Linked DNA regions of Homo sapiens: region 2 is linked to region 1. A link is a loop called in an ENCODE intact Hi-C map of the cell type or tissue named here. Cell type or tissue: PC-9. All regions are shown on one strand. Links, peaks and the distances in the headings refer to the core of each region. The heading gives the core; the rest is flanking DNA. Region 1 holds the start of ZNF385C (zinc finger protein 385C). Region 2 holds the start of C17orf113 (chromosome 17 open reading frame 113).

Evidence for each region. Hi-C counts contacts between places; a loop is a spot of excess contacts. Peaks named below come from ENCODE experiments on the same cell type or tissue, not always from the same donor. Only the 100,000 strongest peaks of a DNase experiment are listed, where the experiment ranks them.
Region 2: it touches region 1 in a loop (4-fold over the local background); 77 of 110 quality-filtered maps call a loop at or near these places.

Annotation. Positions count from the first base shown.
Region 1 is chr17:42,096,849-42,105,167 of GRCh38, forward strand. It overlaps ZNF385C (zinc finger protein 385C), which reads right to left and starts at 1,625. Exons shown (of 9, transcript NM_001392013.1): 1 at 1,562-1,625. It overlaps DHX58 (DExH-box helicase 58), which reads right to left. Exons shown (of 14, transcript NM_024119.3): 10 at 8,170-8,319; 11 at 7,918-8,079; 12 at 6,760-6,950; 13 at 5,368-5,464; 14 at 4,563-5,098. The coding sequence ends at 4,913. RefSeq lists an enhancer at 7,555-8,319. In PC-9, for the core only: a CTCF peak has its summit at 4,882 (motif pointing left); no DNase peak of the experiment used is centred there; H3K27me3 peaks cover 600 bases.
Region 2 is chr17:42,046,853-42,055,171 of GRCh38, forward strand. The region is part of intron 2 of ZNF385C (zinc finger protein 385C); the gene reads right to left. C17orf113 (chromosome 17 open reading frame 113) reads right to left here and starts at 3,749. Exons shown (of 3, transcript NM_001358661.2): 1 at 3,705-3,749. RefSeq lists silencers at 3,558-3,757, 3,838-3,907 and an enhancer at 4,527-5,028. In PC-9, for the core only: CTCF peaks have their summits at 3,287, 3,723, 4,187, 4,481 and 1 weaker place; a DNase peak (open chromatin) is centred at 3,759; H3K4me3 peaks cover 1,773 bases; H3K27me3 peaks cover 2,148 bases.

The sequences.
Region 1 (8,319 bases), core at 135-8,134:
AAAGAGGAGGAGGTGAGGGGCCCTGGGCAGCCCAGAGAGGTCCAGAGATCCAGGAACCAGCAGGGGGCAGGTTCCCCCTGGTAGGGGGGCATGCAGTGAAGGGCACTCTTTCTAGCCAAGCTTAGCTAAAAAAAAAAAAAAAAAAACCCTTCCACTCCCCCCTCCCCTGCTCGCTCTCACTCCCTGCAGATCGGCTTTGCTGTCCCACACATGAGGGGACACTGGTACTTTCTGAGCCCTCGCCAGGCTCCAGGCACTGTGCTAAGCGCTCTACATGTGTACCCTCATTTAACCCTTGCAGCCACTCTATGAGGTGGGTTCTATTATTATCCCCATTTTACAGGTGATTAAGTGAACTCAAAGAGGTTAAGAAACTTGTTCAAGGTCACGCAGTAGGTAGAGGTGTCAGAACTCAGCTCTAACTGACCCCAAAGCCCCCACTCTTTCCACTAGAGCACATGGCCTCCCAGAAGCAAGAAGCTGGCACAGACCCAGAAGGGATGAAGGTCGGATATGAGAACGAACTTCTGCCTCTGATGGTTTGTGTGGTGAAATGAGGCAATGGAATGGGGAATCTAGACAGACAAGGAAGCCCCCCTCCCCCCATTGTCACCCGTGTCTGTCCAAAGGCTTGCGATGATCTCAGGAAGGTCCCTGGGGTCCCAGCTGGACCCAGACAGCAATGTCCTGACTTCCCTTTGTTCTATAATCCAGGGTCCTCTGCTCTACTTCAACCCAGCACCAAGACCCAAAGGCTGCCTCTCCTTAGTGGCTCAGAGCTCTGAGCATCACATTCAAGCTGTCAGCCCAGGTCCTCCTCCTCCAGGAAGGCTTCCTCGAGGTCCTGGGAGGCAGGACCCCTTTCCTACAGCCCAAATCCCAACACTGAGGGTGCAAATGCTCCCCTGTCTGCAATAAGGCCACATCTGCGATCACCTTCCCCAGCCGGCTCTGTGACACAGACACAGAAAAGATCTACTGAGTTCCCAGACTTTCCGGGTTCCCTAGGCCATCGGGGTAATCCCCTGCTCACCCCCTTGTACCCAGATGTAAATAAATGATGCAGGTGCCCTGGGGCTCATTAGAAAATCCCAGGCCCCAGCTCAGCTATGCGGCGGCTTTTACCTCATTAGCCCACGGAACAGAAGCCCAGTTTGGGTCAAGCCATCACCCCCTAGGGTGGGGAAGAGGCTGCCCTTGGATGAGGCATGGCGCACTCTCAGTCAACGAGGTTCCTTACTCCGGACCCCCGTCCTCACCATCCCCAACCTGCCCCACTCCAGAAAGCTGCGTGTCTAATGCCCGGCTCTTTCTTTTCCATCCTTTGGAGCCCGCCTGGCATCAGGGATAACCAGCCAGGACCCTCTAACTGCCCCAGAGTTCAGTCCCGCCCAGCAGATGCCCAACGTCGGCGCTCAGAGCCGAGATAGGGATATCCTCACTGTCCCTTGGGGTCCCCCAATTTTGAGGCGAGAGGACCGGACAGGTGGAAGAGGCTGCCTCGTTCTCCCGCGCTGCCCTCGAGGTCCTCGGCGTGGACTAGCCCGCGTCGCCGTCTTACCTGCGGGGCAGAGACGGAGCCCGCCGCGGCCACCTGCTCTCGCCTGGCTGGGAACGCTGCGTGTGGGGCTGGCTGGGAGGGGCGGGGCCCGGCGGGGCAGGGGCGGGGCTGGGAGGGGGAGCCGGGCCGGCCCCTCCCTCGAGGCCCCGCCGGTGGGGTGCGCGGGCTCATTCAGGTGGGAAGTCCCGGGAGAGCATCTGAGCCACAGGGAGGGCCCGGAGCTCGAGTTCTGAAGGCTGGGAAGTTAGGACTCCAGGGGGTGCGGGGGGTGGGTGGGAATTCCCCGCTTCAGACAGCCTCGCCCAGATGCCCTGGAGAGGGTGACTTCATATAAAGACCCCTCACACGAAGAAGAAAGCTCAGAAACCTCTCCTGGCCTGAGTCCCCTTCCATCTGAGCTCTTCGGGCCTGGCAGGGTTGGGTGTGAGACGGGACACTCCTCTAAAGTAAGGGTGCCCTCTCCAGGGCTCAGCTGTGTAGGGGTTTAGGCCGCTGAGGGGGCCATTAGGCAACCAGACCATCTTTATCCTCAGCCCATCTCCCTCCCTGCCACACAGCCCCTCCTCCGCCCCCAGCGCCAGCCCAGGTCCCCCAGCTGTCACTGTTTAGCCCTGGAATGACAGGCGTCCTGACTCCGTGAGTCTAGCCACATTCAAGGCCTTTGAGCTTAGCACCCCTGAGCCCCTGCCCCCTCCCTCTGCCCCCAGTCGCTAATTTTATTGACCTGTAAAAGGCACGTTGCTGGCAGGCAGTATACTAACTGAAGGCAAAGTGGGGAGCGGATGGGCAACTCTCCCCCCGGGAAGGCAGCTGGAGATGGGACAGGAGGGAGGAGGAAGGAGACTCCTGGATCCAGGGCCAAGGACACTTTGAGAGGAGGAAGAGGGGGGCCTTGGGAAAGAGAAGTACACTGTCTATGGGAGATGGTAGCCAAAAAGACGGGAACGGGAATTTCAGCCCTCAATCAGACAAGAGGCCTACAGAAAAAAGAAAATGCTGGGAGAAGACAGGGTGCATTTCTCATCTACCTGGGGACAGAACCAAGAATGTAGCAGGAGGGAAGGAGGTTGGACGGCAGGAAGGACTGCCATCCTGCTCTCAAATCTCTGCCCTAGCCCCCTCCCTTCCTCTTGAAGGTGTCTCCTGCCTGCTGGGCCTTGTACTACAGAAATAGCCCTTTCCCTGATGAAGCAACCTAGATCTTGCCTTTCTTTTTCTTTCTTGTTAAAATGAGAACAGAAAATTTAGGCCTTTGTAATTTTCCCCACCCCCGTGCCTACCTGAGCCCACCCCTCAAACCCTGGATCTCAGCCTTTCCCCAGCCTAGGGGAGATGATCTGAGGGTTAAGGGAAGGTGGAGAGGGGAATATCGGGGTTGGAAGCTATTATGGGGTAGGGGGAGCAGGAAGCCCTCACACTCTTGATGGGCCTCAAGTTTAGACTGTTGATACCCTTTATGAATAAGGCTTAGGAGGGCTATTAAAGAGGAGTGTTTAAAACTTCTTTTATTTTTTTATTTTTGAGATGGAGTCTTACTGTGTTGTCCAGGCTGCAGTGCAGTGGCATGATCTCGGCTCACTGCAAACTCCGTCTCCCAGGTTCAAGTGAGTCTCCTGCCTCAGCCTCCTGAGTAGCTGGAATTACAGGGGCCTGCCACTATGTGAGGCTAATTTTTGTAATTTTTAGTAGAGATGGGGTTTCACCGAAATGGCCAGGCTTGTCTCCAACCCCTGACCCCAGGTGATCTGCCCACCTCGGCCTCCCAAAGTGCTGGGATTACAAGCGTGAGAAAATGCGCCTGGCCTAAAACTTTTAACACTAGGTCAGGCACAGTGGCTCATACCTGTGATCCCAGCACTTTGGGAGGATCACCTGAGCCCAGTAGTTGGAGATCAGCCTAGGCAACATAGTGAGAACTTGTCTGTACACTGCCCCTCTACCCCCCAAAAATTAGGTGTGGTGGTATACATCTGTAGTCCCAGGTACCAGGGAGGTTGAGGTGGGGGGATTGCTTAAGCCTGGGAGGTTGAGGCTGAAGTGAGCCATGATTGTACTACGGTACTCTAGCTTGGGCGACAGAGCGAGTCCCTGTCTCAAAAACAAAATAAGAACAAAAACAAAAAAAAAAAGGCCGGGCCCAGTGGCTCATGCATGTAATCCCAGTACTTTAAGAGGCCGAGGTGGGTGGATCACCTGAGCTCAGGTGTTTGAGACCAGCCTGTTGGGCAACATGGCGAAACCCTGTCTCTACCAAAAATACAAAAATTAGCCAGGCATGGTGGCAGGCACCTGTAATCCCAGCTACTTGGGAGGCTGAGGCAGGAGGATCACTTGAGCCCTGAAGGCAGAGGTTGCAGTGAGCTGAGATCGCGCCACTGCACTCCAGCCTGGGCGACAGAGTGAGACTGTCTCAAAAAAGCCAAACACTTTTAACACTAAAAATTACAAAGCAGGTCATTGGATGGGGAAGGGTGAGAGGTATGGATTTCAATGGGGAACCAGGAAACTTTTGTTGTTCTTTGAAAATTCCACTGGAAGAAACAGGACATTTTGAGGGTGATGGCTATGTTCATTATCTTGATCGTGGAGGATATGCATGTTAAAATGTATCCAGGCCAGGGATGGTGGCTCACGCTTGTAATCTCAGCACTTTGGGAGGCTGAGGCAGGCAGATCGCCTGAGGTCAGGAGTTTGAGAACTACCTGGCCAACATGGTGAAATCCCATCTCTACTAAAAATACAAGAAATTAGCTGGGCATGGTGGCGGGCACCTGTAATCCCAGCTACTTGGGAGGCTGAGGCAGGAGAATCGCTTGAACTCAGGAGGTGGAGGTTGCAGTGAGCCAAGATCGTGTGACTGTACTCCAGCCTGGGCAACAAGAGTGAAACTCCATGTCAAAAAATAAAACAATTTTAAAAAAGTACCCAATTGCACACTATACAAGCAGTTTATTTTCTACCAATTATATTCCAACAAAATTAAGACACCACACATTTTCTATCCCATTTTTTCATTTATTTTTATGAGGAGCCTCAAAAAATAGAAGTGGCCTTGGTAGGGAAGGAATGTCGTGATTCTGAGTACAGTATGGCAAATTCTTTTGCCTCAGTTTCCCTAACTCCATCCAGTGCATATGAAAATGTCTATGTGCGTACAAGGTAGGTCTGGACTAAGCTCTGGCCCTCCGGTTGTTTTCCCATTGCGGGAGCCTAAGCCAGGGTGCCCAGGACTCCTGTGTGGCTGGTGGGCCTGATGCCCACAGCTGATGATTCAGGAAGGAGGGGCCTGGAGTCTGCTGCAGACTCTCCCGCCCCCTACAGCCCAAACCGGGCACTGCAGCAATGAGGTGGTCAGTCCAGGGAGAGGTCCGACAAGTTCTCGGCACAATGCTGCAGGAAGTCAAAGTCAGGCACGGAGAAGGGCACGCGGGACCACTTTTTGGCCTGGATCCGCCCCTGAGGGGTCTCCAGCAGCATGCTGCGGACTTTGAGCACTGGCAGCTTCACTGACTTGTAGATCATCTGCAGACCCCAGACCTGGAGGTGAGACAGAGAGGGTAGGGTCTGGGTCTCTGGCCTCAGACTGGGCTTCTCTCCTCAAGTTGGAATTCCCTGAATACAGGGCCTTTTCCTCCCACCTGAGATGTCACAGACTGTGGGCTCCCTTAGGGAGGGGCTGGACCTCCCTCTTCAGACTGGAGGCCATGGGGTGGGACTGTCTCCCGTGTCCTAGTGAGGGCTCCCTGAGGGCCTCTGAAGACTGGGGCTGAGGACTCTGGGGCCTGGGACGTGGCCTAAGCTCTTACCTCCCCACAGTTCCTGCAGCTGATGACACCCCCAGGCTTCCAGTCCTTGAAGACTTTGTTGATGACCACAGGATCCCTGGAGACATTATAGTAGTTCCTGGAGAGGAAGGGGGGTGGCCACAGCCCTCATTGACCCTCCTCAGCCCCGGATCTCATGCCCTCCTGCCGGCCAAGTCTCTGCCTGGACCTTGGGCCTTCCTGCTGGTTAAGAGGCACAGACTTCCCAGGCCAGGAAATCCAATCTTTGGTGAGTTCTACCTGTGTGGCCTCCATCGCACGTTCCCTTGTGCCCAGGTTCAAGCCTCAGCATCGGTTACCTGGTCTTCACAGTCTCCTTATGGGTCTCTCTGCCTCCATTTTTACTCCCAATCCCAAGCCATCCTTCCACCAACTGCTAGAGGGATCTAAAAATATAAATCTGCCCTGACATTCTGTTCCTTAAAATCTATCCAAGATTCCTAAGAGGAACCTCCTGGATAAAGGCTACACTTTCACACCTGACCTTTCAAATCTTCCACGGGCTAGTCTGTCTTTTTCTAAATCTCATTATTCACAGTCCCTTCCACTCAGGTCAACTGGTGTCGCTTTTTTTTTTTTAAAGGCAGAGTCTCACTCTATTGCCCAGGCTGGAGTGCAGTGGTGCGATCTTGGCTTGCCTCCCGGGTTCAAGTGATTCTCATGCCTCAGCCACCCAAGTAGCTGGGATTACAAGCATGGGCCACCACGCCCAGCTAATTTTTGTATTTTTTTTTAGTAGAGAAGGGGTTTCAATATGTTGGCCAGACTGGTCTTGAACTCCTAACCTCAAGTGATCTACCCACCTCCGCCTCCCAAAGTGTTGGAATTACAGGCGTGAGCCACTGCACCTGGCCCTCCATGGTTACCTTCTCATTCGCTCACATTCAAACCAGACCCATTGAGACCTAGCTGAAATGCAACCTCCTCAATTGAGAAAATCTGTGTGAAGATCCTTGGCACAGTGGCCCGGAACACAGAGGGTAACATAATGAATGGATGGAGGATGGGGGAAGGTTACTCTCTAGGAGATAGTGGATGGAGGATGGCCCAGGGATGGCCAAGCTCTCTTGATATCTTCGGAATAGGTAGGACCAGAGGGTCAATGTGTGGTCTTTTGACACTTAGTATCCTGAATTCCAGTTCTTGCTCAACCAGATAGTGGCTGTGGGAACTTGGGCAAGTCACATAGCCTCTCTGAGCCTCTATTTCCTTGCCTGTAAAATGGAGACAGGGATAAAACCTGTCTAACCAGATTATTGTGAAAATGCAAAGTACTTGCTACAATGCTCTTTAGCTTCCCAAAGCTTCAAAGCACTGTCTGGATGGGAAGGATTCCCAGGCCCCCATCCCAGTAGCCCCTTCCACAGGTCTCACGAGAAGTTGGGGTTCACATTGACATGGTGGGTGCCCTCCACCTTCCGCAGGTCGCTGCCATGGCCCACAGCCACCATGCAGTTGATGCAGAGTAGCTGCACGTGCTCCACTGGGAACTGCTGCCGCTGGTTCTCCCGCTGGGCTGCCTGGGCCGCCCGCTTGGTCAAGGCTGCCTGCTGCAGATCCCGGATCTGGGGTGGGAGGAGACACCAGGCATGGCTGGGGCCTAAGAGAACGTTCCTTGGGGGACAAAAGGTTCCCAAAGAACTAAGATCATTTGTACCTGGAAGAGACTTTCCTTAACCCTCCCTGGAGCTTAAAAGAAGCTCTATTGCTGTGATGATGCAGTAACTCATGCCTGTAATCCCAGCATTTTGGGAGGCCAAGGCGGGTGGATCACGAGGTCAGGAGTTCGAGACCAGCCTGGGCAACATGGTGAAACCCCATCTCTACTGAAAATACAAAATTAGCCGGGCATGGTGGCGCATGCCTGTAATCCCAGCTACTCGGGAGGCTGAGGCAAGAGAATTGCTTGAGCCCAGGAGGTGGAGATTGTGCCATGCACTCCAGCCTGGGTGACAGAGTGAGACTCCGTCTCGGGGAAAAAAAAAAAAACAGCTATGGAGAAAAACAGTATGAGTAGTCGGGGGCAACAGTGGGAGGGGTAAGCTTTCCTGCTCAATCTTGAAGGACTTTAGGCAAAGCTGCTTCTGTGAATCTGTCATGGGGCATCATTAACAATTATGCTGGGACAACAGGGAGCACCCTGGACAAGGCAGGATGGTGGTGGCCCTGCCTCAGGGGAACTGATGATATAAGTCCTAGTTCTGGGCTTATCTTCTGCACGTGGACTTATCTTGTCCCCTCTGCCTGGTTCCAGAAAGGCTGTAATGCAGCTCTTCCAGATACATAAAGTATCTCATGGCAAAGATAAATAAAGAGCCTTGGACAAGGCCTGTTCCCAAGGCCTTCTGGAGTCCAGGTACTGCCTTCCCTGGCAGCCCCACCCCGGCCCTTATTTAAACCTTCCCTAGGTGGCCAAAGTTAGCCCCGAGATGTAGAGGGGACAGGGGGACGTATGTGTGCAGTCAGAAACCTGCCAGGGAGGGGCTCCCTCCTCCCCATCCCTCCCACAGGGCATGCAGGCTGCCTGCAGACCTTGGCCTGGTACTCGGCCTGGTCCATTTTCTGCACAGCAGCCACTGCCTGCTCCATCAGCGTCTCCAGCGCCTCGTTGATCAGCTCCCGCTTCAGCTCCCGGCTACCTTCAGTTGCTACAAACGCGTATACACTCTGATCGGCCCGGGCACGGCCCCTGGCCTGGGAAGAGAGACAAGGGGTGTCCTGAGTTGGGCTGGGGCCCCACACAGGATCCTATAAGGGCGGCTGAGTGGAGGAGGATGTGAGTACCTGGACCATGGAGATTTCATTGGTCAAGAGCCCATAACGCACCACCACATTGCAATGTGGGATGTCCAGCCCCTCCTCCGCCACACTCGTGGCCACCAGAAGGTTCAGGGTTCCATCTTGGAACTTCTGGATCACTTCTTGCTGGTCCCT
Region 2 (8,319 bases), core at 238-8,237, 50 kb before region 1:
ATTTTTTTTCCTTTTTTTTTTTTTTTAATTGAGACAGTTTCACTGTGTCACCCAGGCTAGAGTGCAGTGGTGCGATCTCAGCTCACTGCAATCTCCACCTCCCGGATTCAAGCGATTCTCCCGCCTCAGCCTCCCAAGTAACTGGGATTACAGGCACATGCCGCCATGCCCGGCTAATTTTTTTTTTTTTTTTTTTTGAGACGCAATTTCACTCTGTCACCCAGGCTGGAGCGCAGTGGCGCGATCTCGGCTCACTGCAAACCCCACCTCCCGGGTTCACGCCATTCTCCTGCCTCAGCCTCCTGAGTAGCTGGGACTACAGGTGCCCGCCACCATGCCCGGCTAATTTTTTTGTATTTTTAGTAGAGACAGGGTTTCACCATGTTAGCCAGGATGGTCTTGATCTCCTGACCTCGTGATCCGCCCGCTTCAGCCTCCCAAAGTGCTGGGATTACAGGTGTGAGCCACTGCGCCTGGCCCCGGCTAATTTTTTTGAATTTTTAGTAGAGACGGGGTTTCACCGTGTTGACCAGGCTGATCTCGAACTCCCGACCTCAGATGATCCGCCCATCTCAGCCTCCCAAAGTGCTGGGATTACAGGCGCCTGGCCCAATTAGACGATCTGAAGCTCTGAGACTGCAGTAACTGTCTTGTCCACTTGACATGTATACCAGTGCCCTGTGTGGAACCAGCACATAGTAGGTGGGTAAAACAAGGGCAGATGAGGAGAGTTCCAGGGCCGGCTGGTTTGGTGCAAGGAAAGGCTGCCAGATGCAATCGTAACTTCTTGGCCCTCTTCCTTGGGACTTTTTTTTTTTCGAGACAGAGTCTTGCTCTGTTGCCCAGTCTGGAGTGTAGTGGTGTGATCTCGGCTCACTGCAACCTCCGCCTCCTGGGTTCAAGCGATTCTCCTGCCTCAGCCTCCTGAGTAGCTGGGATTACAGGCGCGCACCACCATGCCCAGCTAATTTTTTGTATTTTTAGTAGAGACAGGGTTTCACCGTGTTGGTCAGGCTGGTCTCGAACTCCTGACCTCGTGATCTGCCCGCCTCAGCCTCCCAAAGTGCTGGGATTATAGGTGTGAGCCACCGTGCCTGGCCCTTGGGACTCTTGAGTGGCACTTGGTGATGCTCACCACACCCTCCTTGGAATCCTCTTTTCTCTTGGCTTCTAGGATCCCATGTTCCTTGGTTTTCCTTCCTCTGTCCATCACTCCTTGGCCTCTGGAGGTCATCTCCTCCCCCCCTTCCCAACTTCAAATTGTCTAACATTTCAGAACCATCTCTGCAGACCACTGGGAAATACACAAACCCAGCCTGGGCACCACACCACTCCATCCAGCTGCCTCCCCGGCCTGTTCCTAGACAGAACTGTTGATCTATCCTTATAAATATGCCATTCTTGGCTGGATGTGGTGGCTCACACCTGTAATCCTAGCATTTTTGGGAGGCTGAGGTGGGAGGACTGCTTGAGCCCATGAGTTTGAGACCAGCCTGGGCAACATAGGGAGAACCTGTCTTTACCAAAAAAAAAAAAAAAAAAATTAGCCGGTCATGGTGGCATATGCCTATAGTCCCAGCTACTCGGGAAGCTGAGGCAGGAGGATCACTTGAGCCCGAGTTTGAGACTGCAGTGAACTGTGATCACATCACTGTACTCCAGCCACCCTGGGTGACACAGCGAGACCCTGTCTCTAAAAACAAAAACAAAAGCAAATATGCCCCTCTCCCAATCATCCCTGTCTCAGGAAATGAAATCCATCCTTCTTCCTAGGTGCCCTGTCCAGAAACCTGCCCTTCAATCCCTGTTCTCTTCTACATCCAGAACCTGCTCCATCCATAGGTCTTGTTGATTCTTCCTCCAAAATCCACTTCTAACTTGTCCCTTCTCTCCACACCACTGCCTGGCGGCCTTGTCCAGGCCACCTTTATCTTTTGCCTGGACGAGTGCAGTTGCTTCCTGACTGCACACTGGGTTTCCATTCTTAACCTCTCTTAACCAGAGGGGGGCTTTTAAAAATATACCACTTTAGTGAGCCGAGATCATGCCACCGCACTCCAGCCTGGGAGACAGAGCAAGACTCCATCTCAAAAAAAAAAAAAACAAAAATACTGCTTTAGACCCCTCCACAACCACCCACTCCTCTAAGGCCAGTGCCAGAATTCCTTTGAGGTCTGCCAAATGCCCAGGGCTACTGACCTCTCTGGTGGCCACTTGTGTCTCCCTTCCTTCCTAGTAACACCACCCTTCTCTCTGGGTTCCTCCAGAGTGCCAGGTTCCCATCCCCCGGGTCCTTTGCCCGTGCTGTCCCTTCTTCCAGAATATTCCCAGCTGCCCTCCCAATGCTTTACCTGGCCTGTTTCATTTCCCCTTTGGCCTTAGCTTAACCATCCATTCCCAGGAAGTCCCTTCTTTTCTGTCATTGCTCCCTGTTTGTTCTCTCCATTCCATGCTCCACAGATTACAAATCTCTGCTTCTATCTGTGTAGTTCTCTTGCTTCATCCTCTCTCCACCCCCCTTCTCATGCACGTTCCCTGAGGGCAGGAAAGGTAACTAACTTCTTCATGTCTGAATCCCAGAGATGGGTACAGTGCCTGACACCCAGCAAGTGCACCACACAGTTGGGCAGTGAATAAGAAAGAGCAGGTTCCCAGGCAGAGAGGGCAGTGGAGCCAGCCCTTGGGCACCTTTTAGGTGATTAAAACAGCTGCCTTTGACATCCTTTCCTCCCAAGATCCTGTGATTCTATGACCTTGCCCAGCCCACTATGCACAGGATCTCAGAATGGGGGCAGAGGGGTGCAAAAGCAAGGTGATGCCCTTCTGGAATTTTGTCAGATCCTTTCCATGTACATCGAAGCTGCCTATCCTGCCCATTCTGCAGAACAAAAGGCAGGTAGGTAGAGCCCAGGAAGGTGGAGATTCTAAAACGGCTCTGTCCAACACAGCAGCCACTGGCCACTGCAGCTATTGTAAATGCAGCTGTTTAAATTACTTAGAATTAAATAAAACATTAGCATTCAGCTCACACTAGGCACTTTTCAAGTGCTTAGTAGCCAATGTGGCTAGTGGCTATTGCATTGGACAGCACATTTACATCATCCCAGAAAGTTCTATTGGACAGAGCTGCTATAAACAGGTCAAATTCCATTGACATTCTCCCCACCTCAACCTCAAGGAAACAGGCTGAGTGGAGTGAGGTGTAAACAAAACTCCATGGGTCCAGTTGTGACCAAGGCTGACCAGGAGGGCACACTTGCTGCAGACACAGGTCTCCTCTCATTTCTCTCCACACCCTGACCAGCCGGATGGGAGCAGGAACAACTTGACAAGGACCCCAAGGCATGTAAGCCTCAAACAGTATTCATGTGGCCCCAGAATGTGGGTCCCGAGCCTCCTCCCCGGGCTCCTGGGGGCCCCTTGCTTTGGGACCCCACTAAGAGAAGTCCAGCACTCAGCAGACAGGGCCGGGCGCCCCCTGCTCTGACAGCCCTGGTGAGAAGGGGCTCCCCTGCACCTCTTCTCACGCATCCTCCCGGGGGCTGGGACGGGGAGGGCTGAGGAACTTCCTCTGGGGGGCGCGCGGTGACAGAGCCCTCGGTGGGTCCCGCAGAGGCACTGAGCCTCCGCCCGCCCGTCCCGCCCGCTCCGGGAGGGGGCGTCCAGCCCGGCCTGGCGCCCCCGCCCCGTCCGCTCGCACTCACGGAGACACAGGAGCCACCATCTTGGGCGGTGGACGCTCTGGCCGCGGTCTCCTTGGGCTCCACGGAGCGACAGCAGCCACTAGCGGCAACGGGGGCGAAGAGGCGCCAGCAGCCAGCGCCGGCCAGGGTCCCGGGCAGGGCGGGCGGCGCCCCCGGGGCTCACCTGGCCGCGCCCACCTGCGGCGCCTCCCGCCCAGCGCGCTCAGCCCGGCCCCGGCCCCACCCCCCAGCCCCTGCCGCCCCACGCGCGGCAGCAGGAGCCAGAGGCTAGACCGCAGGCAGCGCGGTGCCGGGGTTCATTCGGTCCGCGCATGTATCCGGGGTTCCTCGAGGGGCTCACAGCCTAAGCCACAGACAGGTAGAGCGCGGTAGAGGCTGCAAAGTGTTCTGAGAGTTTGGAAGCAAGTGCTTTGGGATCACGAAGGAGCGGGCGACCAGCTGAAGGTCTGCAGGGCGGGTCAATTAGGGTTCGCAGCATTCTGGGTAAGTGAACTTTTACTAGGGGAAGGGCACTCCAGGCCGTGGGATGGCAGAGCAAGGATTCCTCTGGAAGTTGACAGGTCGCTGCAGGTTCATGAAGAATTGGGGTGGGTGGGGGCAGTGCCTGATGCTGGATGGCTCTAGGGGAATGCTGGGGATTTTGACCTTCCCACCTGGTGGGAAGCCTCCTCCGGAGGAGTTGGAACTGGGAAGCTTATTGTTTTAGCCTAGTGAGTTATTTGCAGTGGGGTTGACAGAGTGGGGAAGAGGGAGGGAGGTTGGCGTGACCTTTTTCTAAAACTCTGATACACAGCCGACCCTCATCCCGGTCTGCGTTACTCTGAGAGGTGAATTGAGGAGCTTCCCTGCAAGAGGAATGTGCAGACGTGGAGGTGTGGAGTCCAGAGGCCTGGGATGGAGCTCCAGTTATATTTAACTCTGAGGCCTTGGACTGGACACTTAGCTATGAGCCTGTTTCCTCATCTGTAAAGTGGGAATTACAACTTGGGGAGGAGGCTAGGGCAGGACAGAAATGGGTCTGAAGACCAAATGAGGTGCTAGGTGTGGAGGCCATTCAGAGAGGGGGCTGGCCTGCTGCTGTGGATCAAGGGCATGTCCAGACAATGACCCAGTCTCCCCTTCCAGACAGCACAAAGTCACCCAGAAATGCCTTCCAGTCCCCTCACAATTGGGTACGCTGCTCTTCTGCAAAAGGCCTAGGGTGCATGTTGATTTGAGGTCCCAGCCCCACCAGTGGCTGCTGGGAACTCCTCTGCCCCAGCATCCTCCATGCAGCACTGCTCTGTGCCACCCACCGTCTGCCTCTGACATTCACTGTGAACCCCAGCCCCAGAGCTGCTGGGATGGAGCGCGAATCACATGCACACACACGTGTGGCCGCCTGACTCCTGGCTACACTCAAATGAAGGGAGATGTTGCAGCCCCCACAGCTGCCCCCGAGTGGCACCACACAGCCCTCAGGTCTAGAATTCTGCACCCTGAAAGGGTCAGGTTGGGGGTAGGTCTTCTTGGATGGCATTTTGCTGCGGAACAGCCACCTTAAGTGTCTTGGAGCAGCCATGGCTCATTAGCTAACTGCCTCAAGAGGGTGGGGTGTGGTCAGAGGTATGAGCAAGCCAGACCAGTACAGAAGAAGAGGCTGCCCCCAAAGGTCCAACCGAGGCTGGGGCAGGGCACAGAGCAGAAATCTTATGAAATAACATCACCCTGGCTGCCACCAAGGGAGAAGATCTGGGAAAACCACATCCTGCTATTTTGCCATAATGGGAAAAGACAGACAGACAGACACACACACACGAGCACAGAGACACACAACCTGAGGCCCATATCACCCATGGATAGTGGCAGGTTTAGACATCAAGGCACATACATACATACCTCCCCCCACACTTAGACCATGTATTCTATCTACACACGAGATGTGTATACATATGGAGGTGGTACTGATGCCAAGATACACAGATACCCATGCTGGCTGGGAGGCAAAGGCAGGCACACTGGCCACACAAGAGCATGCATGCATACACAGATGGGCACGAGCAACAAAGACATATTTGTGTATACATATACCCAGAGAGACAGATGCACATGAACGTACAGACTCCTACAAATGCAGTTACAGACCATGGACAGCAATGGGCACACAGTGGCACACACCTTCACAAAGATAGATGCATGTACACAAAGAGCCATATGCAGATGCAGAGACCGGTGTGCACACACACTCCCCTTACAAAGTTAAATGCATCGGAGTTAAAAGAGCATATCTCCAAACAGAGTCTCTCTCCCACTCTTTCCCCATCCCCCTACCCCCAAGTCACGGGGCAGACAATAGGGTCCTCCCAGAAGCACATGCCTGCACACAACACATCTCAAATAATGACACTGCCATTTCTATCATGGATAAAAACCCAAACTCTGCGAAGAATATGGGAGTCCAGGGGAGAGAGAGCCAAAGTGGAGAGTGAGAGGTTGAGCCAAGACCCACTGCATGCCCACTCCCACCATGGCCAGGGGGTTCCTCCCCACATTCTCCAGAGCCCCCAAGCCACTTCTGGGTCATCTAGCACTCAGGATGTGCAGACTGCCCCCAAGCTGGAGGAAGACTCCAAAGCCCAATCACAACATAAACTCTGCCCCCAGTCGCACTGCCTCCAGGCCCTTGCCCCCAAGGAAAGGGTTCCCCCAAATAGCCTTTGATGGGTGATGGCTGTCTCCCTCAAAAAAGGCCAGGCAACCGTCTGTGTGGAGAGGTGAGCTGGGAGACCACAGATAAAGAGGGGGAGGGGAGCATTGATTTGGACCCCAGTGCAGTGGCTGGATCTCAGGGAGGAGGCACCCTGATTTCTGTCCCCCTCTGTCTGCTTCCCTCTCTTTCTGTGCTGCAGTAACAGCTCTCTCTTCACTCCCCTCGGACGTCTCCCCCTCCCCTGGCCCCTCAGAGGCAGTTAAAGGTGAGGTCTGATACAAGGAACCTTTGACATGGGCTCCCTGGACAGGCATCTGCCCAGATGTCCAGCACCCCTGTTTCCCGCAGGGTGGACCTCCAGCTCCCCAGCATTCCTACCCTTTCTTTCACCTTTGTTCTCGGCCAGAGTGGGGGCTTCCCTGCCCAGCTCTGCACCTGGGAAAAGGGTTGAGAGTAACTGGCTACTGGTGTCTCTGAGAGACAACTTTTGGGGGCCAACTATAGCAGGAAAGGATTGGGCTGGGGAGAGGGGAGAGGACCACCCTCACCTAAGCCCTCTCCCCACTTCCCAGCCCGGGCGTCATCAGCACTCACCCAAGAGCATTCTCTGCCTTTGGAGGCACCACCGCGGAGTGCAGAACGAGGAGCAAATGAAACCCAGCCAGAGTGACAGAGGGAAGGGGGGGATGTGAGGGACAGGAGGGGAGGGCGCGAGGGAGGGACTCCTGGTTCTGCCTGGAAAGCAGCGTCGTTCCTGGGCCCTGTCTCTCTTTGCCAGGAAGGAGCTGCCCATTCTCTGGTTTCCCCCATCCCAACCACAGGTGGAAAGAACAGGGCATGTTCTTCCCCCAGGGGAGAAGTGTGGGGGCAAATGTGCAGACCAAGAACTGGGGGAGGATATCGGGGAGCATCCCTCACCCCCTACTCACAGAGGATTCCCTTGCCTGGGGCCTCTTACACTGAAGTGAAGGGTTGGAAGGACTGACTTTGTCCACAGGGACCTCCAGGGAAGGAGGAGCTGCTGGTCCTGCTCTGCCTGCTGGATGGCTCTTGCCGCCCTCTTGCCTCAGGACTTGCTGCTGCAGGAGCCCGTTTTCCTGCCCAGCCTCACTCATCCTCTCCTCACCATCCCCTTATGTTTAACTGCTGTTGCTGAAGAGGAAACTGAGCCTCAGAGAGGTGTTGCCACTTTATCAAAGAGCACTGGCCATGCAGGGTTTGGGGAGCAGGGATCCAGGTGTCTTGCCACTGTTAGTCTAGTACCTGGACCCTTGGATCTGCTATCTGGGCGATGCCAGGAAGGAGAGGAGGGAGTTTATCTGATCCACTAGAACTTCTTTTTTTTTTTTTTTCTGAAGCAGTGTTTCGCCCTGTCACCCAAGCTGGAGTGCAGTGGCAAGATCTTGGCTCACTGCAACCTCTGCCTCCCGGGTTCAAGCAATTCTCCTGCCTCAGCCTCCAGAGTAGCTGGGATTACAGGTGCCTGCCACCATGCCCAGCTAATTTTTGTATTTTTAGTAGAGAGGAGGTTTCACCATGTTGGCTAGGGTGATCTCGAACTCCTGACCTCAAATGATCCACCTGCCTTGGCCTCCCAAAGTGTTAGGATTACAGGTGTGAGCCACAGCACCCGGCCTGATCCACTACAACTCCTGACACCCCTCCCATGCCCACCCAAGATCCCCCAGCCCCATTCTTCTCCTCTCCATTCACTCCTTCCTCTCCCTCCTCTTCCTAAAAGCTGGCTCTTTACCGACCTGAGCACCTGGTGGCTGGGAGGGGGTGGAGTGGGGGAAGGAGGCAGCCAGCCCACAGCTGGATCCAGTCCTACATCCAAGCCCAGGTCCCGATGCTAGCCCCCGACCCCCTCAGCATCCTGTCTCCACCAGACAATAACCTGTAATCTCTGGAGCAGCCAACATTCAC